Linked DNA regions of Homo sapiens: all the other regions are linked to region 4. Evidence: chromatin loops called from intact Hi-C (ENCODE). Cell type or tissue: chondrocyte. All regions are shown on one strand. Region 1 overlaps TJP3 (tight junction protein 3). Region 2 overlaps NFIC (nuclear factor I C). Region 3 holds the start of SMIM44 (small integral membrane protein 44). Region 4 holds the start of LOC105372244 (a long non-coding RNA gene).

Region 1 (8,000 bases), 410 kb before region 4:
AGAAGCTTTGTCTAAACCCTCCAGAGCTCCACAGTGCCTGAGGGATTAAGCCTAACCTCACAGCCCACCTCATCTTAGTTCACCTCCAAACCTTTACCCCATCTGTCCCCTGAATCTGGGACATGTTTCACGGGATTCCTGCCTGGCTGGCCCCTGCCACTGAGGTCTAGGCTCAAATGCCACCTCCTCAGGAAGTCCTCCCTGACCACCTAGCTAACCAGTCTTCTCTGATCCCCTATCACTCCTGCCTATTTTATTATTTTATATATATATATATATATATTTTTTTTTTTTCTTTTGAGACAGAGTGTCACTCTGTCACCCAGGCTGGAGTGTAGTGACACAATCTCAGCTCACTGCAACCTCCGCCTCCTGGGTTCCAGCAATTCTCGTGCCTCAGCCTCCCAAGTAGCTAGAATTACAGGCGTCCAACCACCACGCCCGGCTAATTTTTGTATTTTTAGTAGAGGTGGGGGTTCACCATGTTGGCCAGGCTGGGCTCAAACTGCTGACCTCAGGTGATCCACCTCCCTCAGCCTCCCAAAGTGCTGGGATTACAGGAGTGAGCCACCACGCCCAGCCTGTTTTATTATTTTTTATTCAAGGCATCTAAAAATCATCTTTATTCTCTTTAACCATCGGTTAGTATGTTTCTGGTCTTTCCTCTTAGGCTGTGAAAGGAGACATGTCTGTCTCTCTGGCTACTTAAGGCCCAGGTGATTGGCCATCAGCCTCCTTTCCAGGCCTTGAGTGCTGGTACTGGACTCCCTGGCAAACTCCTATTCATCCTTCACAGCCCCAGCCTCTTCCTCCGTACGCATATCATACATCCTTCCCTCTGGCCCAAATGTGATGATTGGGGTGTGGGATGTCAGAGTGGATTTGTCCACCTTACACCTTCCCCCTCAGTCTGAGCGCTCCCGATGGGCAGGGATGGGCCCCTGGGACCCCATAGGACCAGGCCCCCTTAGGGAAGAGTTTGAGGAATGAGTGAATGGTTGAGTAAAACACACTGTGGCCAGGTGCTCAACAGGTGTGTCCTGAGTTCCCAGCCCTGCCCCTGTCCAGGTGAACTCTGAGAGGGTGGGGCTTGGGTCTTTGTCCCCGCCCCCCGCCCAGGGCTGGACACAAACACCGAACAAGAGGCCCGCCCAGAGGGGACGGGGCCGGTACCAAGTCACACCGCCCCCGGGTACGGGGCTCCCGGGCCGCCGTCCCCTGTGCCCCCCCCCCCCGCCACCCCATCTCCAGGAACAATGGCAGAGAGGGCGGTTTCAGCGAACAAATACACCGATTGGGGAGGGGATTCTGAGAGCTGTGCCTGGAGGCAAGGAAGAAGTCAGCGGGAACCAGAAGTGCCGGGTCCTGAAGCTTGGGGCGGAGTGGCCTGGGTCTGGCCGCATACCGCTGCAGTCCCAGTCTACCCTGGCTGGTGGGTCTGAAGAAACCAGCCCAGGCTCCATGCCTGGAGGGTGAAATCCCTCCGGAGACAAGGATCGCCCCCCGCCCCGCCCCCGCCACGGCGCACCCCAGCCGGCTTGCTCACCCCACCCCTGCCTCTGCCTGGTAATGCCTGTTAATAGCTTTGTACACAGTAGGCACCCAATAAATGCTGGTGCTCCCTCGTGCAGCCTTGTAGGAGGTGAATGTTCACCAAAGCCACCCCAGCCCCCAAATGAAGTCACTGCCCACCGTGCCACCGCGGGCGCCCAAGCTCAGCCGGCTGCACGCCCCCAGCAAAGGGGGATGAACATCTTTTCTGCCCACCTACGATGCGCCAAGCTCTTAAAACACATTTTTCTCTCTGTTTAAAATGCCGATCACCCATTTTTCGGATGAGGGAAGGAGAGGGTTCACTCACTGGCCCCACGTTACACACAGCATAGTGGACAGAAAATTCGGGATTTGAACCCAGCCCTGCGGTATTAAAGGAGGCCGGTCCTGGGGCAGAGGAGGCTCCAGAAGAGATGGTCTTTGGAGGCAGGGAGGGGGGCGCGGACGCGCGGACGCATCTCGAAGTGCAACCTCCAGCTAGCCACTTCATCCCTCTGGGACTCAGTTTCCCTGCCTGTTATGTAGGTAGGCGTTCTGGGGTCCTGGGTCCGACTCCCAAACCCTGCTTTCCCCCCACCCCACCTCAGCCCGAGCCCCTCCCCCTGCCACCCTTGGAGGGTTACTCGCCTGGAATCTCACCGCCATGGTCCACCTGGGGGCTCTCCAGCCCCCCTACCCGAGGGGGTCCTGGAAACAGTCAATCGGCCCCCACCCCGGGCTGGGGGAGGGGGCTGAGGAGAGTCACAGCGGGCTGAGGGCCGGGCTCTCGTCCTCCTCCCTCCAGCTCCGCAGCTCCCGGCTGCACCTGCCCCTCTTCCTCCTCCAGGTCTCGGGTCAGCCCCGCCCCTGCCCAGACACGCCCCCTGGACGCGGCGGAGGTTTCTCTCCCCACCTCCCATCACAGGAGCCAGGTCCTGAGGCGGAAACTCCAGGCCGGGTTATCCACGCAGCCGAGAGGGGGCCGGCGGCCGCGGCCAGAGCCCGGCCCGACAAGGCTGCCAGCAAGACCCGGCAGGAATAACCCCCGCGCTTGGAACGGAGCCTACTATTTGGAAGGTGTTTCCGTCCGCGAAATGGGCACATTTTGAGGTGCATCTGGGAGGCCTCTTGGATTAGAAGCTTGTCGAAGGCCAGAGACCTCCTTAGCATAGCGCTGGTCCCTGGGTCACCTTATCTCTGGAAGGTTTGCCCCATTCCACAGAGGGGAACCGGAGGCCCCAGAGGCCAGAGGCGTGGACTCTGAAGATACAACAGCGGCTGCGTGCCTTTTTCCTGCGGTCTTGGCCTGCGGGCTCTGTCTTCACACCCAGCATCCAGAAAAGAAAGGGGGCAGGGCAGGGCCGGGCGCGGTGGCTCATGCCTGTAATCCCCAAATTTTGGGAGGCCGAGGCGAGCGGATCACGAGGTCAGCAGTTCGAGACCAGCCTGACCAACATGGTGAAACGTCTGTCTCTACTAAAAGTACAAAAATTAGCCGGGCGTGGTGGCGCATGCTTCAGCTACTCGGGAGGCTGAGGAAGGAGAATCGGTTGAACCCGGGAGGCGGAGGTTGCGGTGAGCTGATATCACGCCACTGCACTCCAGTCTGGGCGACAGAGTAGAGTGAGACCCTGTCTCAAAAAAAAAAAAAAAAAAAGAAAAGGAAGGAAGGAAAGAAGGGAAGGAAGGAAGGAACGAAGGAAAAGAAAGGGGCAGAGTGCAAGGCAGGAGGAAATTCTTCAGGCTCTGGGAGGGAGTAAAGGTCGTTTCCTTCTTCTCACCCAGCCCAGCCCAGCCTCCCGCTCAGGGGCCTGGGATTCCGGGATTCCTAAGGTTAGACCTAGGAGGGACTGGACCAGGGTAGGAAACCTTCAAGTCACCTGGGTGGGCGGGGCTGGTCGTGGCTGCACCCCCACATTCCTTACTATAAAAAAAAAAACCTGCGCCCAGCTGTGCCTGGGCCCCACCCCAAGGTTAAAAGGGTAAAAGGGCAAAGCTACACATAAACACCCCTTCCCAGCCTTATCCAGTCAGGGCTGGGCAGGGACAGGAGTCCCAGGTTGTGGCTAGGGGTGAAGAGCATAGAGAAAACTCTAGCGGTAAAAGAAAGGCTGCCTGGAGGAGGGGGCATCGTAGCTGGGGATTTGAAGGTTGGTTAAGAGTTTGCTTAGTAAACAAGGCCAACAATATCAAAGTCTTAGAGGGTCCCCGAAGATGACATCTCACCTCCTCCACTGCAATTGTACCCAAAACACTAGTCCAGAGACCCAAGTCAGCTACAGTCAGCCCCTCAAGGGTCTCCAAGGGCCCGAATAAAGCATTGCCAAAGCCTCTTGTGGGGACCCACTTGGAACTTCAGAGCTAGGAGAGTTCTAAAACCAGCTCTCACCTATTTGCTGTGTGACCTCAGACAACTTACTGCCCCTCTCTGTTCCTCAGTTTCCACATCTGTAATTGGGGAAAATAATAGCCCCTACATCACAGGGTTGTCAGGAGGATTAAAAGGGGCGTAGAGGCCAGGCACAATGGCTCACTCCTGTAATTCCAGAACTTTGAAGAGTCAGGTGGGAGGATCACTTGAGGCCAGGAGTTTGAGACCAGGCTGGGCAATATAGCGAGACCCAATCTCCATACAAAATAAATAAAAAGGAGCATGTAGTTCTCTTCCCTTTTGCGGCCATCACAGAAGTGGGAGCAGCCAAAATGAAGTTCAATCCCTTTGTGACTTCCGACCGAAGCAAGAATTGTAGAAGGCATTTCAACGCACCTTCTCACATCGCATGAAGGTTATATGTCTTCCCTTCTTTTTTTTTTTTTTTTTTTTTTGAGACGGAGTCTCGCTCTGTCGCCCAGCTGGACTGCAGGCACGATCTCGGCTCACTGCAAGCTCCGCCTCCCGGGTTCCCGTCATTCTCCTGCCTCAGCCTCCCGAGTAGCTGGGACTACAGGCACCCGCCACCACGCCTGGCTAATTTTTGTATTTTTAGTAGAGATGGGGTTTCCCCATGTTGGCCAGGCTGGTCTCGAACTCCTGGCCTCAAGTGATTAGCCCACCTCGGCCACCCAAAATGTTAGGATTATGGGCATGAGCCACTACTCCCAGCCACACACACACACATATTTTATAGATGAAGGTTCAGAAAGGGCCCCAGACTCACTGAAGGTTGCACAGCATGGGTTCCTGGAGCCCCAAACTCTTTCCAAGACCCCATGCTGAGCCAATGTAGAAACACCATTAACCAAAACTAAGGCTTACTGAACACCTACTGTATACCTACAGGCAACTCAGCCCTTCCCTGTGTGACACTCCGCCACCAGCAGGTGGCGCAAAAAATCATTTTAGATGATTAAGGTCCAGCGATGTCCACCACCCCCCAAGACGGACACTCATTCTGTCACCCAGGTTGGAGTGCCGGGCGCAGTCTCGGCTCACTGCAAGCTCCGCCTGCGGGGTTCACACCATTCTCATGCCTCAGCCTCCTGAGTAGCTGGGACTACAGGCGCCGGCCACCACGCGTGGCTAATTTTTGTATTTTTAGTAGAGACGGGGTTTCACCATGTTGGCCAGGCTGGTCTCGAACTCCTGACCTCAGGTGATCCACCCACCTCGGCCTCTGAAAGTGTTGGGATTACAGGCGTGAGCCACCACGCCCGGCCAGTCCAGCGATCTTTAAATAGCCGTGTATTTGTTTTAATGAGTCGTGAGAAAAACACATCATTCCCTACCGGCCCGCACACGTCAAGGTTCGTGGCTGCCATTGCTCAAAGCAGTCTCTGCTTAGGTCTGGCAAAATCGGACAGGGGTTCTGCAGGGGACTGGAGCTGGTAGAAAATCCTGCATTCGGGCAGATCACCTGAGGTCAGGAGTTCGAGACCAGCCTGGCCAACATTGTGAAACCCTGTCTCTACTGAAAATACAAAAATTAGCTGGGCGTGGTGGCGCACGTCTGTAGTCCCAGCTACTAGGGAGGCTGAGGCAGGAGAATTACTTAAACCTGGGAGGCAGAGGTTGCAGTCAGCCAAGATTGCGCCACTGCACTCCAGCCTGGGCCACAGAGTGAGGCCCTGTCCACCCCGCCCCCCACCACCCCAAAAAAAAAAAACCGCAAGAAAAGAAAATGCTGCATTCCTGTCCTACAGGCTTTCTGACTTCAGCGTCTTTAAAATAAGAGGCTTGGCCAGGAACAGTGGCTCACGCTTGTAGTCCCAGCACTTTGGAAGGCCGAGGCGGGAGGATCTCTTGAGGCCAGGAGAGACCAGCCTGAGTAACAGAGTGAGACTTCCATCTCTACACACACACAGACACACACACACACACACACACACACACACACACACACACACACTTTTTTTTTTTTTTTTTTTTTGAGTTGGAGTCTCGCCCTGTTGCCCAGGCGCAATCTCAGCTCACTGCAAGCTCTGCTTCCCGGGTTCACGCCATTCTCCTGCCTCAGCCTCCCGAGTAGCTGGGACTACAGGCACATGCCCGGCTGATTTTTGTACTTTTAGTAGAGATGGGGTTTCACCGTGTTAGCCAGGATGGTCTCAAACTCCTGACCTTGTGATCCGCCCCCCTCGGCCTCCCTAAGTGCTGGGATTATAGGCGTGAGCCATCGTGCCCGGCCTTTTTTTTTTTTTTTAATTAGCCAGTCTTGGTGGCACTTGCCTGTACTCCCAGCTACTTGGGAAGCTGAGCTGGGAGGATTGCTTGAGCCCAGGCGGTGGAGGCTGCAGTAAGTCATGGTCACACCACTGTACTCTCATTCCTGGGCAACACAGTGAGACCCCCATCTCCACATCCACAAAAATTTTTAAAAATATCTTAGGCAGGGTGCAGTGGCTCATGCCTGTCATCCCAGCACTCTGGGAGGCCAAGGCAGGAGGATCACTTGAGTCAGGAGTTGGAGGCCAGCCTGGCCCACAGGGCAAAACCCATCTCTACAAAAATACGAAAAATTAGCCAAGGATGGTGGCAGGCGCCTGTAATCCCAGCTACTCAGGAGGCTGAGGCAAGAGAATCACTTGACCCTGGGAGGCGGCGGTTGCAGTGAGCTGAGATCACGCCACTGCACTCCAGCCTGGGTGACAGGGCAGACAGCACAACACTATGTTTCAAAAAAAAATAAAATTATATATATATATATATATATATAAGCTATGGCTGGGCACAGTGGCTCACGCCTGTAATCCCACTTTGGATGGCCAAGGCGGCCGAATCACTTGAGGTCAGGAGTTTGAGACCAGCCTGGCCAACATGGTGAAACTCTGTCTGTACTAAAAATATAACAGTCATGGGCCAGGCGTGGTGGCTCGTGCCTGTAATCCCAGCACTTTGGGAGGTCGAGGCGGGCGGATCACCTGAGGTTGGGAGTTCGAGACCAGCCTGACCAACATGGAGAAACCTCGTCTCTACTAAAAATACAAAATTAGCTGGGTGTGGTGGCACATGCCTGTAATCCCAGCTACTAGAGAGGCTGAGGCAAGAGAATTGCTTGAGCCCGGGAGGCGGAGGTTGCAGTGAGCCGAAATCGGGCCATTGCACTCCAGCCTGGGCAACAAGAGCGAAACTCCGTCTCAAAAAAAAAAAAAAAAGTCACCTGGGCGTGTTGGCACCCGCCTGTAATCCCAGGTACTCGGGAGGCTGAGGCAGGAGAATCACTTGAACCTGGGAGGCAGAGGGTGCAGTGAGCCGAGATCGTGCCACTGTCTCCAACCTGGGCGACAGACTGAGACTCTGTTTCAAAAAAAAAAAAAAAATATATATATATATATATATATGTATGAGCTGGGTGTGGTAGCAGGCACCTCTAGGCGCTGAAGTGGGAGGATCATTTGAGCCCAGGAGGTCGAGGCTGCAGTGATCCATGATCTTGCCCTTGCACTCCAGCCTGGGTGACAGAGCTAGACGCTGTCTCAAAAATAAATAAAGAAATAAGTGGGTTAAAGTCCTAGCAGTGAATGGGGCTCCCGGGCCATGTTTACTGGCATATGCTTGGCTGCAGCCCCAGTTACACACAACACTCGTGCGCCCACTTTGCAGCTGAGAAAACTGAGGCCAGATGGTGAGCTGGCCTGAGGGATTTGGCTGCAGCTCTGTTTGCCCCTGCACCTCGAACTCCAAGCCAGTGCCTCTCACCAGAGGGGGACCCTTGGCAACGTCTTGAGACATTTTGGTGTTCAATACCAGGCCGAGCGCGGTGACTCACACCTGTAATTCCAGCACTTTGAGAGGCTGAGATGGGCGGATCACTTGAGGTCAATAGTTCGAGAGCAGCCTGGCCAACAGGGTGAAACCCCGTCTCTACTCAAAATACAGAAATTAGCTGGGCGTAGTGACAGGCACCTGTAATCCCTGCTACTCGGGAGGCTGAGGCAGGAGAATCACTTGAACCCGGGAGGCAGAGGTCGCAGTGATCTGAGATGGCGCCACTGCACTCCAGCCTGGGCAATGGAGCAAGACTCCATCT
Region 2 (8,000 bases), 170 kb before region 4:
CCCCGACCTATCCATTCACCAATCCATCCACCCACTCACCCATCCACCCACCCACTCATCTGTTCACACACCCATCCATCTACCCACCCATCTATCCATCAGCCATCCATTCACCATCCATCCACCCACCCATCTATTCATCCACCCATCAATCCATCATCCATCCACCCACCCACCCATCCACCCATCCATCCATCCATCCATCCATCCATCACCTATCCATCCATCACCCATCTATTCACTCATTCATCCACCCACACAGCCATCCATCCACCTACCCATTTATCCATCCATCCATCCTTCCATCCATCCATCCATCCATCCATCCAGGGCTGGGGGCTCTGTCTTGGGCAAAGGCTTGGGGACAGGAGTAGGAGAGTGGGAGCTGGGAGGTGACCAGCCTGGCTGGGAGAGTCTCAGCTGAGTCCAAGATGTGCCTGAGGGAGAGGACCTGAGTGGTGGCTTTGTCTAAGACCTGGCTCAGCCCCAGTAAAATATGATTCCTACTCCCAGGATGTACTGGGGGATCTGGATCCCACCTGTGCACCTGTACCTGTAGCTTCCTTTCTGCCTTGTTCAATCCTCCATCCATCCACCCAACCATCCACTTGTACATCCATCTATCAGTCTGCCCGTGCAGTCCTCACCCTCCAACCACCCATCCATCAGTCCACCTACCCATTAGCCCATTGATCTGTCCACTCACTGATACACGCACCCACCCACCTATGCGTCCATCGAACTATGCAGTCTTCACTCTCCAACTGTCCATCCATCAGTCTATCTATCCATTAGCTCATTGATCCATCCACCCACCTACAGTCTCATTCATCCTCCATCTACCTATCCATTGGTATGTCATTCTCTTCTTCCTCCAATTCATCCATTCATCTACTTATTAATCTGTCCCTCCCTCCATGCAACCATCAATTCACCCAACTGCTTATCTACTCATCCATCCATCCACCTATACATTCATTCATTGATCTATACATCCATCTATACTCCCATCCACCCATTCTCCATTCTGCATACCCCCATCCACTGATCCATCAGTCTCTCCTTCCTGCAATGTATTCATTTATCTTCCAATTCATTTATTCAACCTCCATGCAGCAGTCCATTCATGTAACTACTTATCTACTCATCCATCCACCCACCCATCCATCCATTCATCCACCAACCCATTCATTCATCCATCCACCCATCCATCTATCATCCTTCCATCCACCATCCATCAATCACCCAGCCATCATCCGCCCACCCACACACTCACTCATCCATTCATTCGCCAACTCAGTCACCCATCTGTTCACCCACCCATTCATTAATTCATCCACCCACTCATCCATCCATTCATCCACCCATTCACTTATCCACCCACCCACCCATCAATTCACCCACCATCCATCCATCACCTATCCACCTACCATCCGTCCACCCACTCAACTATCCACTCACCCATCCACCCACCCACCCATTCATCTGTCTACTCATCCATTCATCATCCATCTATCCACCCACCCACCCATCCATCCATCCTTCCAACCACTCACCCACCTAGCCATCCACCCGTTCATCCAGTCATCCATACCCCCATCCATCATCCATCCACCCACCCACTATCCACCCACCTGTCCACTCATCTACCCATCTATTCCCTAACTTCTTTACACACCTACCCACCTATCCATCCATCCATGGAGCAGTTGAGTCTTAGTTGCAATGATGATATGCAGTGTGAACCTCCATATCATCTGTCCAGCCACTGCACCCAGCCTCAAAAGCAGCCTCCTTTGCCAGGAGTAAACTGAGTCCCAAGAGGCAACAGGGAGCCTTTGGCTTATGTCCATCCATCCATCCACCCATCCATCCCTCCATGGAGCAATTGAGTCTTAGTTGCTGTCTTTGTGAAATGGAAATCGTGAGGCCGCGTAGTTAGGGTTATTTTGAAGATTCACTGAGATACCGCTTGTAAAATACTCATCACATGGGCTGGCTCAAGTGAGTGGCCATTAAATAGGAGTGTCTCTGTTTCTTATTATGGTTTGGGGCCTTTGTATCCCTACAGTGAAGACAAGAGAGAGAAGAAAGAGGCCAAGGAGAAAGAAGAGAAGAGGAAGAAGGAGAAAAAGACAGCAAAGGAAGGAGAGAGCAACTTGGGACTGGATCTGGAGGAAAAAGAGCCCGGAGACCATGAGAGAGCAAAGAGCACAGTCATGTGAAGATTCCTGGCTGCCTCTTCCAGGCAGTCCCCCAGAGATGCCTCTTCTGCCCCCTAAAAGCAGTGCCCTGGACTTGAAGCCCGTGAAATGACTCCATCTGGGATTCAGAATACAGTGTTCTCAAGTGAAGAAGGCTTGGAACCCACCCCACCTCCCTCATTGGGGGCTCTCTGGGCAAACATGGTTTTCATGCACCCCTCTTCCTGAGCTTGGTCCCTGCCTGGTGATTCTTCTTATACTCGGAGAGCATCCCTGGTTGAGGAGACACCCGCAATCCTCCACGATCTCATGGCTCCACCTGCTTCTCCCCACTGCCTGATTTCTTTTCTCTCTGCCTGATGTCTACTGAACAGAACTTCCCCTCTCCCATGCACCCACTGCCAGCTGAGAGCTGCTTCCCAATGGCCTGCATTAAAGCATTCGTAACAGCCCTTTGGAAGGGCTCCTGTCATCTCTTGGGACTCAGTTTACCTCTGGGGAAGGAGGCTGCTTTTGGGGCTGCGGGCGATGGCTGGGCGGATGATATGGAGGCTCAGGGTGCACAGGTGCCCAGACGCCCTGAGCAGATTAAACACTCCCCCGGCAATCTGGTTTTTTGCTGTCCTGAGCCCTGGACTTTGAGCCCTGAGCGCCGTCTCCAAGCAAATCTTTGCTCCTTCCCCCACCTCACTTTGTTTTGGGGCACGTGACTTTTTTCCTGGGAGCTGTATCTTGGAGGGTGGGGGTGCCCCAGGGCCCTGCAATATCTTGGAAAGGGACTAGCACTTCCTTTTCCCAGTTTCTGTTCTCCTGCTTCCCCTCACCTTCTCCAGGCCCTGGACCTTACCCTGAACAATGACCATTTCTCTTTTATTTGAGATGGAGTCTCGCTCTGTCACCCAGGCTGGAATGCAATGCTGTGATCTTGGTTCACTGCAGCCTCTGCCTTCCAGGTTCAATCAGTTCTCCAGCCTCAGCCTGGCCACAATGACCATTTCTTAATGAGGACCTTTTTCTTTTCTTTTTTTTTCTTTAGACAAAGTCTCACTCTGTCGCCCAGGCTGGAGTGCAGTGGTGCAATCACTCTGTCACCCAGGCTGGAGTGCAGTGGTGCAATCTCTGCCTCCTGGGTTCAAGTGATTCTCCTGCCTCAGCCTCCCGAGTAGCTGGGATTACAGGCATGCACCACCATGCCTGGCTAATTTTTGCATTTTTAGTAGAGACGGGGTTTCACCATGTTGGCCAGGCTGGTCTCGAACTCCTGACCTCAGTTGATCCGCCTGCCTAGGCCTCCCAAAGTGCTGGGATTACAGGTGTGAGTCCCTGCTCCTGGCCCTTTTCTTTTCTTCTTTTCTTTCTTTCTTTCTTTCTCTTTTTTTCTTTTTTCTTTTTTTTTTTTTTTGAGATGGAGTTTTGCTCTTGTTGCCCAGGCTGGAGTGCAAGGGCCCGATATTGGCTCACCGCAACCTCCACCTTCCAGTTCAAGCGATTCTCCTGCCTCAGCCTCCCGAGTAGCTGGGATTACAGGCACCCACCACCACTTCCGGCTAATTTTTTGGGTATTTTTTAGTAGAGATGGCGTTTCACCGTATTAGCCAGGATGGTTATTATTTTTTGAGACAAGGTCTCACTCTGTTTCCCAGGCTGGAGTGCAGGGGGCAGGACTTCTCCACTAGGGGGCGTTTGGAAATCTAAAAAAAAATTAAATATTTTGTAGAGACAGGGTCTTGCTCTATTGCCCAGGCTGGAGTGCAGTGATTCCATCATAGCTCATTGCAGCCTTGACCTCCCGGGCTCAAGCGGTCCTGCTGCCTCAGCCTCCTGAGCAGCTGGGACCACAGGCACATATCACCACACTCAGCTATTTTTAAAATTTTATTTTTGAGGTGGAGTCTCCCTCTGTCGCCCAGGCTGGAGTGCAGTGGCACGATCCCACCTGACTGCAATCTCCACCTCCCAGGTTCAAGCAATTCTCATGCCTCAGCCTCCTGAGTAGCTGGGATTACAGGCGCCTGCCACCACACCTGGCTAATTTATACGTTCTTAGTAGAGACGGGGTTTCGCCGTGTTGCCCAGGCTGGTCTCGAACTCCCAGGCTCAAGCAATCCACCCTCCTTGGCCTCCAAAAGTGCTGGGATTAGAGTTGTGAGCCACCGTGCCCAGCTAATTTTATGTTTATTTTTTGATAGAGCTAGGGTCTCGCTGTATTACCCAGGCTGGTCTCTAACTCCTGACCTCAAGCAATCCTCCCATCTCTGGTATCCCAAATTGCTGGGATTACAGGCATGAGCCACTGCACTCGGCCGCATTTGGAATTTTTTTGCGGGGGCATTTTGGGTTGTCACAAGCCTTCCCCCGTTTTAGGGTGGGGAGTCAGGGGTGACCAACCCAACAGCCTGCATTACTGGGACAGCCCTCCCCTCCCAGCCAGGAATCTCATCACCCAGGGGCCAAGGGCTGGACACGACCGAGGCTTTCCGTAAGATCCAAGGGGAGGCTAAGTTTCCACCGCTGAGTTTCCACCCCAGCCCTGGCTGATCCCCTGACTCCAGCTGAGACCCCCTGACCTTGGCTCAACCCCTGCTCTACAAGAAGCCTCCTCTGGCCTGACTGGAGCCCCCGTTTCCCGCTGCAGAGAGGAACTGGGATGGGGGAGGTTGGGGGGGTGTCCCCGGCCTGCCCACAAGGGGGCGCCAAAATCTCGCTGCTGAGGGTGAGTGGGGGCGACCCAAGTTGGGAGTGGGACGTGGGAAGGGGCCTCGGACCCCCCCATCCTCGGTGTCCTCGGTGCCTGTCACCAGGAAGCAGCGTGGGGTCGTGTCAGCGAGGACGCACTGTGCCTGCTGCCCTGTCAATGCACCTTACCTCGCTTCTTTGTGCCTCAGTTTCCCCATTTGCAAAAAAGGATCGTCCCCGCCTTGTGGTCTTGTGGGTAGGATGGAAGGAGCCCATGGTGCAAAGAGAGTTTTTCTGGCCCAACCTGGGGTCTTTTGGGGTTTTGGAGTTGGGGACAGGATGGAGGGCCCCATCTCAGCCCCCCCAAGAACTAGCCTTACTCTTTTTTTGTTTTTGTTTTTTTGAGACAGGGTCTTGCTCTGTCGCCCAGGCTGGAGTGCAGTGGCGTGATCTTGGCTCACTGCAGCCTCTACCTATCAGGCTCGAGGGATCTTCCCACCTCTGCCTCCCAAGTAGCTAGGACTACAGGAATGCACTACCATGCCTGGCTATTTTTTTTTTTTTTTTTTTGAGATAGGGTCTTGCTCCATTGCCCAGGCTGGAGTGCAGTGGTGCGGTCTTTACCTCCCGGGTTCAAGCAATTCTCCCACCTCAGCTTCCTGAGTAGCTGGGATTACAGGGGCGCACCACCACACCCGGCTAATTTTTGTATTTTTAGTAGAGACAGGGTTTCACCATGTTGTCCAGGCTGGTCTCAAACTCCTGACCTCAAGTGATCCTCCCACCTCTCAAAGTGCTGGGACTGCAGGCATGAGCCACTGCACCCAGCCCCTTTCACACTCCTGATTCTCCCGGGCCCCAGCCTCCCTCCCCTCTGACCTCAGTGTGGGAGGGGCCCCCAGTCTGGAGGGGACAGAGCTGGACACGGTCATGCCCCTGAATGGTCAGGGCTGGGTCAGGAGTGATTGGGGGCAGAAGCTCTGCTGGGGCAGGTGAGGAAGGCTTCCTGGCCGAGGGTGTATTGAAACCATGTTGGGGCCCATCCTTCTGCCCCCAGCCCTCCATGGCTCCCACCTCCTTCAGGGGAAAAGTCAACATTTTCCCTGTGGCCCACAAGGCCCTGAATGACCTGCCCCGTCCCTTCCCTGCCCTCCAGTCCTCCCTCCATCCCTCTCCTCACTCTGCTCCAGCCACACAGGCCTCCTCACTGTTCCTCCAATGAAGCAGGCATGGTCCCGCCCTCGGGCCTTTGCAGGAGCTGTGACTTCTGCCAGAATTTCAGGACGCTCCTTCCCTCCCTCCCTCCAGATCTGTCTAGATGGGACCACTCCCCGCCCTTCCTCTGTTCATTGCCCTACTCATCACTTACCTCCTCTGACATCTTTTACTTCTATTTTATCGACTGATTGATTGGAGACAGGGTCTTGCTCTGTTGCACTCCAGGCTGGACAGCAATGGTGCAATCACAGCTCACTGCAGCCTCAACCTCCAGGGATCAAACAATCCTCCTATCTCAGCCTCCTGAGACTACAGGTGTGTCACCACGCGCAGCTAACTTTTTAAGTGTATCTGTAGAGATGGGTTCTATGTTGCCCAGGCTGGTCCTGAACTCTTTGACTCAAGCGATCCTCCTGCCTTGGCCTCCCAAATTGCTGGGATTACAGGTGTGAGTCGCTGCACCCGGCCACTTCTACTTGTTGTTCACTGTTCTTCCTGACCTGGAGGAAGCTGTAGGCTCCAAGACGGGATCTGAATTTGAGTGTTTTGTTCACTGCTGGGTCCTGGGGCTTGGTACTCAGGAGATGCTCAGGAAGTCTTTGCTCAATGACTGGGAGTTTGCCAGGTAGCAAGAGAAGCTATTTTGTGCATTTATTGAGCACCGACTGTGTGCCAGGCTTGGATTCCTCCAAGGCACAAGGGAAGGGATGGAATCCCCTGTGCCTGGCACAGAGTGGGTGCTCCGTAGATGCCTCATGGAATTCACCGATAGCTCTGAGACTGCTGGGGGAGGGAACCAGGCTGGAGAAAGGTGGGAAGACTTCCTGGTGGAAGAGGACACCAGTGTGAAAGGTCTGCACAGATGGGGAGGCAGGAATGAGCAAAGGCTAAGGGGTGTGAAACAGCCCATCCTACAAAGGGGAAGAGGTTACAGCCTCCAGGAGCGTTGCTGGGACAGGTCTGGCCTCAGAAGCTCATTCAAAGCCACCATCTAAAGTGGGTCTCCCCCACCCCCAGGCACTGTGGATCAGTCTCTGGGGTGGGGCCGTCCTGGGCACTGCAGGGTGCTGAGCGGCGTCCCTGGCCTCTACCCACTCCATGCCAGGAGCACTTCCCAGTCGTGACAACCGCGGATGTCTGAGACATCACCCAGTGTCCTCTGGGGGGCAGGATCGCCCTTGGGTGAGACTCCCTGGGTTAGGGGATTTCATGGACCCCCCAGTAGACTGCGTCCCATGATCCTCCACCCTGCTGAGGTCCTAGGAGGCTGCACACATTGGAATCCCACCCTGAGTGGGGAGGGGGCGAGGAGGAGAATCCTAGGAGCTGCAGGTCTCCCTGGTTTCTGTCATCCACCCCATCGGGAGCTTACCCTGGTGTCTACTGTGAGCAGGGAGCAAATCTGATTTTTTTCCCCTCCAAACAATCAAAGCAGGTCTCTCCGTGCCAGGCACTGTGGATGTCTTGTGTGGATGAATCTTGGTTCTGGGCACTGCAGAATGCTGAGCAGTGTCTCTGGCTTCCACCCACTCCACGCCAGGAGCATCCCCCAGTCGTGGCAACCACAAATGTCCCCAGATATTGTCTAATGCCCCCAGGGGACACTTGATCTGAAGCTTTCAGAATCCCAGCCTGCCCATCCACGGGGCTTGGGGGTTCCCCCCAGCTCCCTGCAGCCTCTGCCCCTCACTTTTCCAAAGGACACAGAGCAACCCACATGGGACATGGAAAAGAGGACCCGGGACAGCCAGAAAGAGTCGAAGCATAGCTTGTTTAATTTTTATACATTTTTTTCTTTTTTCTTTTTTTTTTGTTTGTCTTTTATTGAATCTTTTATGGAATCCCCCTTTTTTCATTTTCATTTTTTTTTTGCATAGGGAACAAATAAACAAAATAATGACA
Region 3 (8,000 bases), 180 kb before region 4:
AGTTGGGACCTCAGGTTTGCCCCACTGTGCCTGAGTAATATTTGTATTTTTTTGTAGAGACGGGGTCTCAGTATGTTTTGTTCTGTGTTGAGACAGGGTCTCACTCTGTTGCCCAGGCTGGAGTGCGGTGGTGCAATCTCAGCTCATTGCAACCTCTGCCTCCCAGGTTTAAGCAATTCTTGTGCCTCAGCCTGCTGAGTAGCTGGGACTACAGGCACATGCCTCTATGCCTGGCTGATTTTTGTATTTTTAGTAGAGACAGGGTTTCACCATGTTGGCCTGGCTGGTCTTGAACTCCTGGCCTCAAATGATCTGCCCTCCTCAGCCTCCCAAAGTGCTGGGATTATAGATATGAGCCACGTGCCTGGCCATCTTGTTTATGTTTTAGAGACAGAGTGTTGCTCTATTGCCCAGGCTGGAGAGCAGTGGCTCGATCTAAGCTCGCTGCAACTTCTGTCTCCCAGGCTCAAGTGATCCTCCCACCTCAGCCTCCTGAGCAGCCAACATCCATTCTACTATGGTTCCGTGGGGCTCTCTCTCTTGCGATCTGTTCTGTCACTTTCTTGTTGGCCTCCAACCTCCCTCATCCTCACTCAGCTGATGACCTTGCTTTCGGCTTCAGTGAAAAAATCAAGCAGACCTTCCGCACACCCCACCAACAGCTGTGCCCGCCTGCCTGTCCCTGTGCCGTGCATGCTGCCTCCCCTCCTGCCTGCTAACGCTGGCTGATGAACTGTTGGTTCTGCTAGCCAAGACTTACCTAAGATCCTTGTGGCTGTGCAACAGATTACTCCAAACTTAGCAGCTTCAAACAGCTGGACTTGGGTCAAATCGTGTCCCCCGAAAAGGCTTGTCCAGGTGGTAACCCCTGGTACCCATGAATGTGACCTGATTTGGAAATAGAGTCTTTGCAGGTGTTGTTAAGGATCTCAGCATGAGATCATCCTGGATTTAGGGTAGACCCTACATCCAATGACCAGTGTCCTTACAGAGACAGAAAAGTGGACCTGAGCACAGAGGCACATGCCTATAGTCCCAGCTACTCTAGAGGCCAAGGCAGGATCGCTTATGCCCAGGAGTTCAAGACCAGCCTGGGCACCATAGTGAGACCCCCATCTCTTTAATTAAAAAAAAAAAAAAAAAGACAAGGCCGGATGCGGTGGCTCACACCTGTAATCCCAGCACTTTGGGAAGTCAAGGCAGGTGGATCACCTGAGGTCAGGAGTTCGAGACCAGCCTGGACAACATGGTGAAACCCCATCTCTACTGAAAATACAAAAATTAGCTGGGTGTGGTGGTGCATGCCTGTAATCCCAGCTACTCAGGAGGCTGAGGCAGGAGAATCACTTGAACCCAAGAGGCAGAGGTTGCAGTGAGCCGAAATCGTGTGCCATTGCGCTCCAGCCTGGGTGACAAGAGCAAGACTCCATCTTAAATAAAGAAGACAAGAAAACCCCCAGAGACAGAGGAAAGAAGACAGATACCTTTCCTGTGGGTCACGAGTCTGGGAGCAGCAAGCGTATCTGGATGTTTCTGGCTTTGGGTGTTTCATGAAGTTGCAATCAAGCTGTCGGCCAGGGCTGCCTCATCTGAAGGCTCAACTGGGGCCGAAGGAGCCACTTCCAAGGTGGCACCTTCCAATGTGACATTGGCTGCCTGAGCCACCTCTTTTCCTCACCAACTCCTCGTCCTTCTCATCAACTCACAGCCATTACTTCAGCCCTTCCCCCTTTTCTCTCCTGCCTCCTTGGTTTCCTCTCTTTACCCATCAACACAGACCAGCTGCAATGTTTTTAAAACAACAAGAAAAAGCTGGGCACAGTGGCTCACACCTGTAATCCCGGCATTTTGTGAGGCTGAGGCAGGTAGGTCACTTGAGGTCAGGAGTTGGAGACCAGCCTGTCCAACATGGTGAAATCCTGTCTCTGCTAAAAATACAGACATTAACTGGGCATGGTGGCACATGCTTGTAGTCCCAGCTACCTGGAAGGCTGAGGTATGAGAATTGCTTAAACCTGGGAAGTGGAGGTTGCAATGAGCCGAGATGGCCCCACTGCACTCCAGCCTGGGCAACAGAGGGAGAGGGAGTCTTAAAAGAACACCACCACCACCAACAAAACAAAACCCTGGAAAGTAGTCCCAGCTATTTGGGAGGCTGAAGCAGGAGAACCACTTGAACCCGGGAGGCAGAGGTTGCAGTGAGGAGATCATACCACTGCACTCCAGTCTGGGTGACACAGCGAGACTCTGTCTCAAAAACAAACAAAAATATAAAAAGCCACCCTCACCGGGCGCAGTGGCTCACGCCTATAATCCCAGCACTTTGGGAGGCTGCGGTGGGTGGATCAAGAGGTCAGGAGATCGAGACCATCCTGGCTAACACAGTGAAACCCCGTCTCTACTAAAAGTACAAAAAAAAAAATTAGCCGGGCGTGGTGGCGGGCGCCTGTAGTCCCAGCTACTTGGGAAGCTGAAGCAGGAGAATGGCGTGAACCCGGAAGGCAGAGCTTGCAGTGAGCTGAGATCGCGCCACTGCACTCCAGTCTGGGCGACAGAGAGAGACTCTGTCTCAAAATAAAATAAAATCATAAATAAAATAAAATAAAAAGCCACCCCCTTTTTTGTAGAGACAAGATCTAGCTGTGTCACCTAGGCTGGAGTACAGTGGCACAATCTTAGCTCACTCCAGCCTCCAGCTCCTGGGCTTAAGCAATCTTCCTGCCTCAGCCTCTCAAGTCCCTGGGACTACAGACATGAGCCACCACCTGGCAAGGGTCACACTTTTTTTTGTTTGTTTGTTTTTGAGATGGAGTTTCGCTCTGTTGCCCAGGCTGGAGTGTAGTGGCGGGATCTCGGCTCACTGCAACCTCCGCCTCCCGGGTTCAAGCGATTCTCCTGCCTTAGCCTCCCGAGTAGCTGGGATTATAGGCACATGTCACCACGCCTGGCTAATTTTTGTATTTTTAGTAGAGATGGGGTTTCACCATGTTGGTCAGGCTGGTCTTGAACTCCTGACCTCATGATCAGCGTTCCTCAGCCTCCCAAAGTGCTGGGATTACAGGCGTGAGCCACCACGCCCGCCCGGGAAGGCTCACACTTCTACACATTGTTGAATTTCCTCCTCCCAACACCCCAGGAAACTTTACCCACCCCATTGTAGAGAGAAGCCAGGGAACCCTGGAGAGCCAAGGTCATGCTGTGACGGGCAGAGCTGGGATTTGAACCCAGGTCTTCCTCACCACCACCTCCTACTGCCTTGTCCTGGCTTCCCTGGCCCCTGGCTACTTGGAATTCCTTGTGTTTCTCCCCAGGTTTCTCCTCTGCAATGTTCCTAACTCAGGAAATGGCAACACCATCATTGCAGGCATTTAGTCTAAAAACAGATTTTTTTAATGAAAAATCGATCCCAAGGCTGGGTGCGGTGGCACATGCCTGTAATCCCAGCACTTTGTGAGGCTGAGGCAGGAGGATCGCTTGAGCCCAGGAGTTAAAGAGCAGCCTGGGCAACATAGTGAGACCCTGTTCCTATAAAAAAAAATACAGAAAATTAGGTAGGTGTGGGGGCACAGACCTGTAGTCCCAGCTACTCAGGAGGCTGAGGCAGGAGGATCGCTTGAGCCTGGGCAGTCAAGGCTGCAGTGAGCCAAGATCCCACCACTGCACCACTGCACTCCAGCTTGGGTGACAGAGCAAGGCCCTGTCTCAAAAAAAAAAAAAAAAAAAAAAAATGTCCATCTCAAATCTGCCTACTTTCCTTCCACTAGGACCAGCTCAGTCCCCTCCTGGCTCCTCCTCTGGCCCCCATAGTCCGTTCTCCCCAAAGCAGCCACCAGGGGGCACCTGTGAGCACCTGGGTCCGGACCCATCCCTCCTCTGCCCACAGCCCTCCATGGCTCCCACATTCCTCAGGGTCTAGGCCGAAGTCTTCCTCACAGTCTACACGGCCCTGCAGGACCTGCCCTGACAGCTCCCCATCCTCCCCTCCCCCCCACTCCCCCGGCTCACTCTGCTCCAGCCACACTGGCCTCCTCACTGTTCCTCCAACACGCCAGGCACAGTCCTGCCCCAGGGCCTTTGCAGGGGCTGTGCCCTCTGCTTGGAACTCTCTTTCCCCTGGATCTCCCATGGCTGGTTCCCTTTTTCCTCCAGGTCTTTGCTCAAATGTCACCTCCTCAGTGATGCCTTGGCAGCCCAATTTTTTTTTTTTCTTGAGATAGTCTCACTCTGTCACCCAGGTTGTAGTACAGGGGTGCAATCATAGCTCACTGCAGCCTTGAACTCCTGGGCTCAAGCAATCCTCCCACCTCAGCCTCCTGAGTAGCTGGGACTACAGGCACTCACCACGCCTGGCTAGTTTTTAAAGTTTTTGTAGAGATGCAGTCTTGCTATGTTGCCCAGAGAGATCTTGAACTTCTGGATCAAGTGATCCTCTTGCCTCAGCCTCCCAAAGTGCTGGGACTATAGGCGTGAGCCACGGCGCCCAGCCACACCTCCCTTTCTAACCTAATATATCATTTACTCTAAGGTTATGTTTCTTTCTTAGCATCCATCTCCCTCCCTGGAATGTCAGGTTTTGGTCTTTCTTTTTTTTTTTTTTTTTTGTTACGGAGTTTCGCTATGTTGCCCAGGCTGGAGTGCAGTGGGATGATCTCGGCTCACTGCAACCTCCACCTCCCAGGTTCAAGCGATTCTCCTGACTCAGCCTCCCGAGTAGCTGGGACTACAGGCGCCCGCCACCACGCCCAGCTAGGTTTTGCATTTTTAGTAGAGACAGGGTTTCACCATGTTGGCCGGGCTGGTCTCAAACTCCTGTCTCAAGTGATCCGCCCACCTCGGCCTTCCAAAGTGCTGGGATTACAGGCGTGAGCTCCTGCGCCCGGCCTGGTCTTTCTTACTCATAGCTGTGTCCCAGCACCTAAGAGAGTGCCCAGCCATAGTCGCTGCTCAATACATATTCGATGAATGAATGAAGAGCCAGGCACGGTGGCGAGGACCTGTAGTTCCTGCTACTTGGGAGACTGAGGCGGGGGGATCGCTTGAGCCCAGGAGGTTGAGGGTGCAGTGAGCTATGATCGCGTCACTGCACTCCAGCACTCAGGGCGACAGAGCGAGACCCTGTCTCAAAAATAATAATAATATTAGCCAGGCATAGTGGCGGGCACCTGTAATCCCAGCTACTCCGGAGGCTGAGGTGGGAGAATCACTTGCACCCGGGAGGCAGAGGTTGCAGTGAGCTGAGATCTCGCCTTTGCACTCCAGCCTGGGTGACAAGAGTGAAACTCCGTCTCAAGAAAAATTAAATAAATAAAATAAAATAATAAGAATTAAAAAGATGAATGAATGAAGAGAGTGAGCCGGCCATGAGGAAATCTGGGCAGGGCGTTCCTGGGAGAAGGAAGCGCAGGTGCGGAGGCCCCGAGGTGGGGACGGCTGGGCAGAGTCGTGGCTGGAGCTGAGCAGGTAGGTTGCGGGTGGGCGGAAGTGATTTACAATGTGATTAACCCAGGCAGATGGTGGCCGTGGGGCAGCCGCCCAATCCTCTTAGCTCAAAGCCCCTTAATACTTCCGCTGTGTGGGTCACCTCCGGGCCTCCCCTGTGCCGGGCGGACACCATGCCGGGGCTGGCGGCCGAGGGGGAGGCCGAGGGCTGGAGCCCGTCCCCGCCGCTGTACGAGGAGTACCGGCCGCCGCCCCTGGACAGCATCCGCCTGCCCAGGTACGTGCTGTACCTGCTGCTGGCCGCGCTGGTGGTGGTGGCCGTCGCCTACGCCATCGTCGGGCACCTCATCAAAGACCTCGCCCACGACCTGGCCGGTGAGCTGCCCCCACCGAAACCCAGCTGGGGCCGATGCTGGGTCACCCTGGGTGGGTGGTCAGGGGATCCTAGTGCTTCTCCTAGCTGAGGAGGGGACAGAGGAGGGTGGCCGGGGCCGGGGAGTTGCCTCACCAGCTCCCTTGCCGCAGACTGGGCGTTTGGCCCGAAGCCAGACCAGGAGGCCGCACCCCGGGAGCTGCGCCCCAGCCTGACCGGCGAGGACTTGGAGGGGCTGGACCTGCAGCTGGCCCTGGCCTGGCAGGGCGAGGAGGACGCCGGCGGGGGTGGGGAGGGAGCCCCCTCTGAACCCCCGCCTCCCCCGGAGCCCCGCCGCCCCTCCATTGCCTTCAAGGACCCCCCATCCCGAAGCTCCTTCTGGAAGCTGATGGCAACTTGAATCCTGAATCCGGGTTCCGGACGCTTTGGCGGTCGTGTAGACAGAACTTACGCGCGCCGGAGCCCTTTCTGCAAACCCTGAGCTGCCCGGTCGCAGCGGACGGCTTTCTCCTTCCCAGCCGGCAGGTTCCGGGGGTTGGACGCTGGCGACTTTCACATACGCAGAGCCTGCCCGGCTCAGCCTCAGCCAAGCCGTCAGCAAACTGTGAATTAGAAACACTAGGGCGATTTAAAACGTTGTAATATTATCGGCCAACCTTACCGAGTGCTTAGCGTGTACCTGCTGCTGTGCAGAGCAGGCTTTTTCTATGCAGTATCTCATTTAATCCTCCGAGGTAGGACTGATCGCCCCCACTTAACAGATGGGGAAACCGAGGCACGCAGTGATGAAGTGGCTTCGCCAAGGTCTCAGAGCACAGAGTGCTTTTCTCAGAAAAAGCCCAGACAACTGACTGACTTTGGAGGGCAGGATCTCCAAGGCGGGTCCTGCCCCCACCCCCTCTGCTGGGCTCCCCTACCTCCAAATCTTCTCCAGCCCCCGCCTCGGCTGCTGGGTTTGCTTGTCTCTGGGGGGTGGTCCTGACTTCCTAATCAGATCGAGAGCTCCCAGACAGCACCAAGGCCTCCTTCTCTTCCAAGCCCTGCACAAGACGGGATACACAGTCAGAGTTTAATAGATGCCTGCCTGGCTGGTTCAAGCAGACCTGTGGCCATCCTGGGGCTGGGATGTGTGAGCCCCATCCTGCTGAGTGGCCGGTCTGCTCAGCGGTCATCCGCAGACCTCCGGAAGAGAGGAAGTGACAGCGACTCAGCAGGCGCTCCATAAACACCTGTGCGATGACGCCGGGCCTTCCTACCACTCGTCTGGGCCATGGCTGCTCCCGTGTCAGCTGGGGCGGGGTCCCCCTTCGCCCGGGCAGGGCCCACTATCTAATCAGCCGAGGGACCAAGGTTGAGGACAGGAGAGCCTGGAGCCTGAGTCATCAACGCTCCCGGGCATCCCCACGTGAGAGCGTCCCGGTTTGCAGGTGGACCACGGGCATGTGGCCTCTGCACACCTTCCCTGTCCCTGTGTGCTCCCATGGCTGCTTGTGGGTCCTCAGGGGCCAAGAGCCTGGGCGAGGCAGGATAAGCTGGGGGCGAGGCAGACCCGGCTTCAAATCCCAGGTCAGACCTGCTGCGTGACCTTGACTTTCCTGGGCACAATGAGACCGGCACCATTTCACGGGGTGTTAAGAAAAGGAAATGCGATCTGTGAAATTGCCGAGCACGGAGCCTCATGTGTACTCTGAGAGCACAAAAGGTGACTCTCAAATTTGCTTTGAGAGACAAGGTCTTGTTCTGTTGCCCAGGCTGGAGTGCGGTGGTGCATGCAGTGGTGCAGTCGTAGCTCGCTGCAGCCTCGAACTCCTGGGCTCAAGCGATCCTCTCACCTCAGTCTCTTTGAGTAGCTGAGACTACAGGTGCAGGCCACCATGCTCAGCTAAGTTTTACATTTTTTATTTTAGAGACGGGAGGAGGTTGGTCTGGAACTCCTGGCCTCAAGCGATTCTCCCGCCTTAGCCTCCCAGAGTGCTGGGATTACAGGCGTGAGACACTGTACCCAGCCTTGGTAACTCTTTGTATTTCTAATTTTTTTTATTTCCTTTGAGACAGGGTCTTCCTCTGTCACCCAGGCTGGAGTGCGGTGGTGCGGCCATAACTGGCTGCAGCCTCAAACTCCTGGGCTCAAGTGATCCTCCCACTTCAGCACACCCTAGTAGCTGGGCCTGCAGGTGCCCGCCGCGCC
Region 4 (8,000 bases):
GGAAAGAGGGAGAGGGAGAAAGGGAGAGAGGGAGGAAGAGAGAGAGAGGGATAGAGAGAAGAGACAGAAAGGGAGAGAGAGGGAGGAAGAGAAAGAAACAGAGAGACATCACGGAAAAAGACAGAGATGAGAGGCAGAGAAACAGACATGAACAGAGAGGCAGGGAAAGACAGAGACACACAAAGACATGCAGAAAGAGTGAAAGAGAGAGATAGAGGGGAGAGAGACAGAGACAAAGATACAGAGACAAGGAGAGACAGCAAGATTTAGAGGGAAACAGTGATAGAGAAAGACAGAGATACAGAGATAATGAGACAGAGAGGGAGAGAGTTAGGGAGAGAGAGAGACAGTGAGAAAGACAGATGGGAAAGACAAGCCACCCAGCCGTGCACAGTCAACGGGGTGGGCTGTGGACCGTCCACTGTGTAGCACAGCCTATGCCCCCACCAGAGACACCCGATTGACCAGCCACATTTTCCACTCTGAGAACTGAGGCCCAAGAGGGTCAGCCCAGTGATCAAAACTGCAGCAGCTGCTGCGCTGGGCCAGCACCTGGATCTTCGTGAGGATCCTCCATCTGCACCACACCCCCAACCCCGGTTCCTGTCCCCCCGTACCAAGGACAGAAGGCCCAGGTCTACACGTCTTTTTTTGTTTTTTAGATGGAGTTTCACTCTTGATGCCTAGGCTGGAGTGCAATGGTGCGATCTCAGCTCACCGCACCCTCCACCTCCCAGGTTCAAACAATTCTCCTGCCTCAGCCTCCCAAGTAGCTGGGATTACAGGCACCTGCTGCCACGCCCGGCTAATTTTGTATTTTCAGTAGAGATGGGGTTTCGCCATGTTGGCCAGGCTGGTCTCAAACTCCTGACCTCAGGTGATCCACTTGCCTCGGCCTCCCAGAGTGCTGGGATTACAGGTGTGAGCCACCACACCCGGCCTGGTCTACAAGTCTTTACCCACTCCATGCCTCAGTTTCCCTAGCTGAAAAACCAACAAGCCAGATTAGGGCAGCCTCTCAATGCTGTCACTCACAGACCACCCTTCTCGTTTTATCTGTGTCCAAGTATTAGTGAAGATTTTTCTTTGGATCAAACTGTTTGTTTTAAAAGACTTAGATATATTTAAAGAGAAAAGAATAACGCCTCCCCCGCACTACAGTCTGCCGTGAATTGAGGGCAGGTCCAAAGATAAATGCAACAAAAACCTCCTCAACCTTATCATAGTCTAACCAAACATCAAGCCTGAAGCCTGCTCTGTTTGTAAAAAAAGAAAAGCAAGAATTAGAGAGGTGTTAAAGACAGGTTAAGAGCATCCAAGAGCTGCAGGTGAAGAGCAAGTGATCTAACACAGGTGTAATTGGAATCCCACAGGAGAAGGAAGACTAGGGCAGCTGATTGTTTTCAGAGAATAGCCAATAATTTTCACAGATCCATGAGGCTCAGAAAACACCAAACAGAATAAATATCCTCTAAGAGACATACCCAGACATATATTCAAAATGCAGAAAATTGGCTGGGCGTGGTGGCTCACGCCTGTAATCCCAGCACTTTGGGAGGCTGAGGCAGGCAGATCACGAGGTTAGGAGATCGAGACCATCCTGGCTAACACAGGGAAGGTCTTGCCAGCCTTATAGGTCACAGGGAGGCTTTGACCCAGAGGAAGGTGGGAGCCTTGGAGTGCTGTAGGCAGAGGAGGGACAGGCCCTAACTCGGGTGCTCACAGCCCCCCTCTGGTGGCTGCTGCAGGGAGGACAGACTGTGTGGCAGAGGGTGGAGCCTAGGACCAAGGCAGAGGCAACTGCGCCAGGTCCAGGTGGGCAACGATGGGGCTGGACCCAGGCAGAGGAACAGGAAGAAGTGAGCGTTTGAGGATGGAATAGTGAGGGCAGGGGCGACAGGACCTGCTGATAGATTGGAGTTGAGCAAGAAACAAAAGATCCAGGATAGCGTTGATATTCGGCTCCAGCACCCGGAAGAATGGAACTGCCGGGCCGGGCGCGGTGGCTCACGCCTATAATCCCAGCACTTTGGGCGGCCGAGGCAGGCGGATCACGAGGTCAGGAGATCGAGACCATCCTGGCTAACACGGTGAAACCCCGTCTCTACTAAAAATACAAAAAATTAGCCAGGCGTGGTGGCAGGCACCTGTAGTCCCAGCTACTCGGGAGGCTGAGGCAGGAGAATGGTGTGAACCCGGGAGGCGGAGCTTGCAGTGAGCCGAGATCGCGCCACTGCACTCTAGCCTGGGCGACAGAGCGAGACTCCGTCTCAAAAAAAAAAAAAAAAAGAATGGAACTGCCATCAGCTGAGATGCAGACGACGAGGGAGGAGCAGGATTGGGGACCAAGGACAGAGTGTTGTCCTGACTAGCAACCCCTTAGCTGTCAGAGATTAGGGCTGAGTTCATTTGAGGCTTTGATGGAGGACAGACAGGCAGAGAAAGCTCAGACCCTTGTCCCCAGTCATCCTGCATGGGAGCCCCTGCGACCAGAGCCGGGAGCTGTCCGCGACCCCCGGTGCTGAAGCTCCCATTCTAAGCAGGAACTCCGGAGCCCCCGCTGGAGTAAAGTGTCTGACATGTAGTGAACGCTCAAAACGTATCCCTGAATTTCACCCAAGGTGGCAAAGCGATTTCAGCGTCATCGTACTGCGCTGGTTTCTATGTCCCGCACGCCCCAACCTGTACTTTACGGATATGCAAACTGAGACCATGAGAGGTTGCTGCACCTTTAAAAATCACGCAATGCATCACTTTATTATTATTATTATTTTTTTTGAGACGGAGTCTGGCTCTGTGGCCCAGGCTGGAGTGCAGTGGCACGATCTCCACTCACTGCCACCTCCGCCTTCTGGATTCAAGCGATCCTCCTGCCTCAGCCTCCTGAGTAGTTGGGATTACAGGCACTCGCCACCACACCCGGCTAATTTTTGTATTTTTAGTAGAGACGGGGTTTCACCATATTGGCCAGGCTGATCTTGAACTCCTGACCTCGGGTGATCTGCCCTCCGCGGCTTCCCAAAGTGCTGGGATTACAGGCATGAGCCACGGCGCCCGGCTACGTAATGCATCACTCTTGACGTCACAATCAGCTAGGCTCTGAAGACAAATCCGAGTTCAGGCTGTGGATTGGCTGATCCCTCATGAATATGTAGATTACTCTCACCCTTCACCTCGCTCTGGTAGGTTCAGAAAAGTGAGGGGGTGGAGAGGAGGCGGGGCTGGGGGCGGGGCTGGAAACTGTTCCTGTGAGGGTTGGGGCAAGTAGTGGGGCGGGGCCAGGGACTATGGACGTGGTCAGAATTTTTGTACATTTCGTTCCCTGCCTTCTCCCCAGTACCTTTCTACAACAGCTCCTAGTACCCAGTAGGTGCTTCATAAATGTTTATTGACTCTGGATTCCAGTAGGAGTGATGCCTGAGAGTTCACTTTTCTGACCGGGGAGAAGGTCCTATTTTGCCTATAATGTGATAGTATCATTGGTATCATTCATCTTGATCTGCCCAGTTCTGGATGTTTGCATAATAACCTGAGCCCAGGCCGGGCGTGGTGGCTCACGCCTGTAATCCCAGCACTTTGGGAGGCCGAGGCGGTTGGATCAGGAAGGCCGAGGCGGGCGGATCAAGAGGTCAGGGATTCGAGACCAGCCTGACCAATATGGTGAAACCCTGTCTCTATTAAAAATACAAAAATTAGCCGGGTGTGGTGGCGCGCACCTGTAATCCCAGCTACTCGGGAGGCTGAGGCAGCAGAATCTCTTGAACCTGGGAGGCGGAGGTTGCAGTGAACTGAGATCGCGCCACTGCACTCCAGCCTGGGTGACAGAGTGAGACTCCGTCTCAAACAACCAACCAAAAATTATGTGTATACACACACACACACACATACACACGTATATATACATATATACACACATATACATTATATGTATATACACACATATGTATGTGTATATATATATATACACACACACACACACACACACATATATATATATATATCTCATGAGCCCCGTCTTACAGATGAGGAAACTGAAGCTTGGAGAGAGAATGCAAGGCTTAAGGGCATGCATGTCTTAAGTCAATCAGCAAATATTGAGGACCCAGAGGTGAGGAACTCCAGCTCCCTTGGTCGGGACTCAGCTCCTATTTGGCCCTCAGTTTTACCCCCACACATCCTGCTTCAGTCCTCTGTGTGGTTTCGAGGCCACAGTTGAGGGGCTCTCTGTTTTCTAACTCGGACCTAGGTAATTCCTACTTTTTTTTTTTTTTTTTTTTTTTTTTTTTAGACGGCGTTTCACTCTTGTCGCCCAGGCTGGAGTGCAGTGGCGCAATCTCGGCTCACCGCAACCTCCGCCTCCCAGGTTCAAGCGATTCTCCGGCCTCAGCCTCCTTAGTAGCTGGGATTACAGGCATGCACCACCACACCCGACTAATTTTGTATTTTCAGTAGAGACGGGGTTTCTCCATGTTGGTCTGGCTAGTCTCGAACTCCCGTCCTCAGGTGATCCACTCACCTCGGCCTCCCGAAGTGCTGGGATTACAGGCGTGAGCCACCGCGCCCGGCCAGTAATTCCTACTTCTACCCCCACCTTTGCTAACGCCATGCCCTGGGCCTAGCAGGTCACGGGTGTCTCCATCCCAACCCAGCATCTCCGACCTCCAGGGTGGGAACAGAGTGTTCCAGGCTAGGGAAACCGCACGTGCAAAGGCCTGGCAGCCAAACCACATTCAGTTACTGGAGAGAAAAGGGGAGGAGGAGCGGGGCCGACCTTGCAGGCTAGAAAGTTTGCACGGGGCAACTTTTGCGTCCCAGGAGAGAAGCCAGGGAGTCCCCTCACAGTCTCCCTCCGAGCTCAATAAATCTTGCACATTTCAAGCCAAGGCACAGAGCCTGAAAGAAGGCATGGGTTTTTGCTGCCCCCTGCTGGTCGCTGGAGCGAAAGCATCCGGAAAGTAATTTTAAAAAAAAGTCTCATTCTGTCGCCCAAGCTGGAGTGCAGTGGCGGGAACTCGGCTCACTGCAACCGCCGCCTCCCGGGTTCAAGCGATTCTCCTGCCTCAGCCTCTCGAGTAGCTGAGATTACAGGTGCGCACCACCACACCCGGCTAATTTTTGCATTTTTAGTAGAGTTGGAGGGGGGGGTTGCCATTTTGTCCAGGCTGGTCTCGAACTCCTGATCTCAAGTGATCCGCCCGCTTTGGCCTCCCAAAGTGCTGGGATTACAGGCGTGAGCCACCGCACCCAGCCGGAAAGTGAATTTTTAAGGGCTGATTTATTTTAAAGCTTCTGCAGTGCTTTCTCCGGGCCAGGAAGGACTTTATACATATTAACGCTTTGTGAGCTGGATTGGCCTCGTTTTCCAGAGAGAGAGAGAAAAACTGGTCCCCAGAGGATTCAGCTGCTGGCTCAAGGACACACAGCCATTCAATGTTATAAACCGGTTTCAAACCTGGGACAGTCTGGTTCTAAACTCAACCATTGTGTTTTTAGTGCATTTATTAATGGTAAGCAGGTATCATGTGCTAGGCAACAGGGAACAGAAAAACAAAATTCAGCCAGGTGTAAGGGCTCATGCCTGTAATCCCAGCACTTTGGGAGGCCAAGGCAGGAGGATCGCTTGAGCCCAGGAGTTTGAGACCAGCCTGGGCAACATAACTAGTCCCCGTCTCTACAAAAAATACTGAAAAAAATTAGCCAGGTGTGATGGTATGCATCTGTAGTCCCAGGTACTTGGGAGGCTGAAGCAGGAAGATTGCTTGAGCCCCGGAGTTGGAGACTTCAGTGAGCTATGATTGTGCCACTGCATTCCAGCCTGAGTGACAGAGGGAGACCCTGTCTCAACATAAAAACAGGCTGGGCGTGGCGGCTCAAGCCTGTAATTCCAGCATTTGGGAGGCTGAGGCGGGTGGATCAGCTGAGGTCAGGGGTTCGAGACCAATCTGGCCAACATGGGGAAACTCCATCTCTACTAAAAATACACACACACACACACACACACACACACACACACACATACACACACAAAAATTAGCTGGGCATGGTGACCCATGCCTGTATTTTCAGCTACTCGGGAGGCTTAGGCAGCAGAATTGCTTGAACCCAACAGGTGGAGGTGGCAGTGAACTGATACCGCACCACTGCACTCCAGCCTGGGTGACAGAGTGAGACTCTCTTTCAAAATAAGTAAATAATTAAAAAAAAAAAACCCCATAACATTAAAACAAAGCCAAACACACTTACTGTGCACTCATACCATCCTGTCATGAAACCCGCCAGGTTATGTTGGGTAGACAGACATCAAACAAGCCAGCGCATACATAAGCAGGGGGTTATAACTGTGATCCCTGCAGTGAATGAGAAGGGAGGGGAACCGAGGCAGGAGTTAACGGGTCGCAGTTTCAAATCCTGGCTCCACCACATACCAACTGTGTGGCCTTGGGTTTTCCTCTCCACAAACCTGCCCCTCCGTTTTCTCATCGGCAAAGTGAGAATTATAATAGAAACCTACGTTGTTGGTTGGTTGTGGTGAGGACAAAAAGAGTTGATCACAAGCTGCACATAGCAGGTGCTCAATAGACGTAAGGCTTTACTGTGTGGCTGTAGCATGCTCTGGGGAAAAGGAAGCTACCAGAGTTGTGAAGAGTAAATGTTTGCAGTGGGCACAGTGGCTCACGCCTGTAATCCCAGCACTTTGGGAGGCCCAGCGGGGAGGCTTGCTTGAGCCCAGGAGTTCGAGACCAGCCTGGGCAATAGAGTGAGACCCCGCCACTCCAAAAAGTAAAATAATAAACTGGGCATGGTGACGCACACATTTGTAGACCCAGCTACTCAGAGGGATCTCTTGAGCCCAGGATTTCAAGACTGGACTGAGCTAGGATGGTGCCACTGCACTTCAGCCTGGGCAACAGAGCGAGACCCTGTCTCAAAACAAACAAACAAAAAGTCAGTGCAGTCTCTCTCTCTCTGTCTCTCTCTTTTGGATCACACTCCAGGAAAAACCAGCCACCATGTTGTAAGGATGCTCAAGTAGCACTATGGAGATTCACACGTGGCAAAGAGCTGAGGCCTCCCACCAACAGCCACATGAGGGAGCCAGAGTAGGAGTGGCTCCTCCAGCCCCAGTCGAACCTTCAGATGTGACAGACTTGGCTGCTGACAGTTTGCAATCTCATGAGACCCTGAGCCAGAACCACCCAGCTAAATCAGTCCTGGACTCCTGATCAACAGAAATGGTGTAGGTCAGATAATAATGTATGTTTTAAGCTGACAGACTGGGGGATGGGTAAATTGTTATGCAGCAACACCTAACTAATGCACCCTGCATGTCACTTAGCCTATGCCTCAGATGAGCACTTATAGCATAGCTAGTGTTCCTCTGTCCTAAGCACATCCTTGCTCATTCTTAAGGAGACACTCAGTGGCGGAATTGGTGTATTTTATTTTTATTTTTTAATATTTATTTATTTATTTGAGATGGAGTCTTGCTCTGTTGTCCAGGCTGGAGTGCAATGGCACAATCTTGGCTCAATGCAAACTCCACCTCACAGGTGCAAGAGATTCTCCTGCCTCAGCCTCCCAAGTAGCTGGGATTACAGGTGCCCACCACCATGCCTGGCTTACTTATTTATTTATTTTTTGAGATGGAGTCTTGCTGTGTCACCCAGGCTGAAGTGCAGTGGCATGATCTCAGCTCACTGCAAGCTCCGCCTCCCAGGTTCACGCCATTCTCCTGCCTCAGCCTCCCGAGTAGCTGGGACTACAGTCACCTGCCACCACGCCCGGCCAATTTTTGTATTTTTGGTAGAGACAGGGTTTCACCGTGTTAGCCAGGATGGTCGCGATCTCCTGACCTCATGATCCACCCGTGTCAGCCTCCCAAAGTGCTGGGATTACAGGTGTGAGCCACCGTGCCCAGCTAATTTTTATATTTTTAATAGAGATGGGGTTTCACCATGTTTGGCCAGACTGGTCTCGAACCTCCTGACCTCAAGTGATCT

Evidence for each region. Peaks named below come from ENCODE experiments on the same cell type or tissue, not always from the same donor. Only the 100,000 strongest peaks of a DNase experiment are listed, where the experiment ranks them.
Region 1: it touches region 4 in a loop (2.5-fold over the local background); 3 of 110 quality-filtered maps call a loop at or near these places.
Region 2: it touches region 4 in a loop (7-fold over the local background); 41 of 110 quality-filtered maps call a loop at or near these places.
Region 3: it touches region 4 in a loop (4-fold over the local background); 41 of 110 quality-filtered maps call a loop at or near these places.

The regions. Positions count from the first base shown.
Region 1 is chr19:3,716,092-3,724,091 of GRCh38, reverse strand. The region is part of intron 1 of TJP3 (tight junction protein 3); the gene reads right to left. Among named protein-coding and RNA genes, the nearest start is that of TJP3, 12 kb to the right of the region's middle. In chondrocyte, a CTCF peak has its summit at 4,844 (motif pointing right); no DNase peak of the experiment used is centred here.
Region 2 is chr19:3,469,068-3,477,067 of GRCh38, reverse strand. NFIC (nuclear factor I C) reads right to left here. Exons shown (of 11, transcript NM_001245002.2): 11 at 7,851-8,000. SMIM24 (small integral membrane protein 24) reads left to right here. Exons shown (of 4, transcript NM_001136503.2): 4 at 2,072-3,082. The coding sequence ends at 2,225. Among named protein-coding and RNA genes, the nearest start is that of SMIM24, 7.5 kb to the left of the region's middle. In chondrocyte, CTCF peaks have their summits at 3,877 (motif pointing right), 4,900 (motif pointing right) and 7,276; no DNase peak of the experiment used is centred here.
Region 3 is chr19:3,481,016-3,489,015 of GRCh38, reverse strand. SMIM44 (small integral membrane protein 44) reads left to right here and starts at 5,575. Exons shown (of 2, transcript NM_001395954.1): 1 at 5,575-5,814; 2 at 5,965-6,906. The coding sequence starts at 5,613. The coding sequence ends at 6,212. It overlaps LOC105372246 (a long non-coding RNA gene), which reads right to left and starts at 6,038. Exons shown (of 5, transcript XR_936264.2): 1 at 5,730-6,038; 2 at 761-888. RefSeq lists silencers at 3,817-3,866, 3,877-3,926 and an enhancer at 5,259-5,797. In chondrocyte, CTCF peaks have their summits at 3,614 and 3,826 (motif pointing right); no DNase peak of the experiment used is centred here.
Region 4 is chr19:3,302,031-3,310,030 of GRCh38, reverse strand. LOC105372244 (a long non-coding RNA gene) reads left to right here and starts at 3,129. Exons shown (of 3, transcript NR_187753.1): 1 at 3,129-3,182; 2 at 6,996-7,235. In chondrocyte, CTCF peaks have their summits at 1,735 (motif pointing left), 4,720, 4,924 (motif pointing left), 7,088 (motif pointing right) and 1 weaker place; no DNase peak of the experiment used is centred here.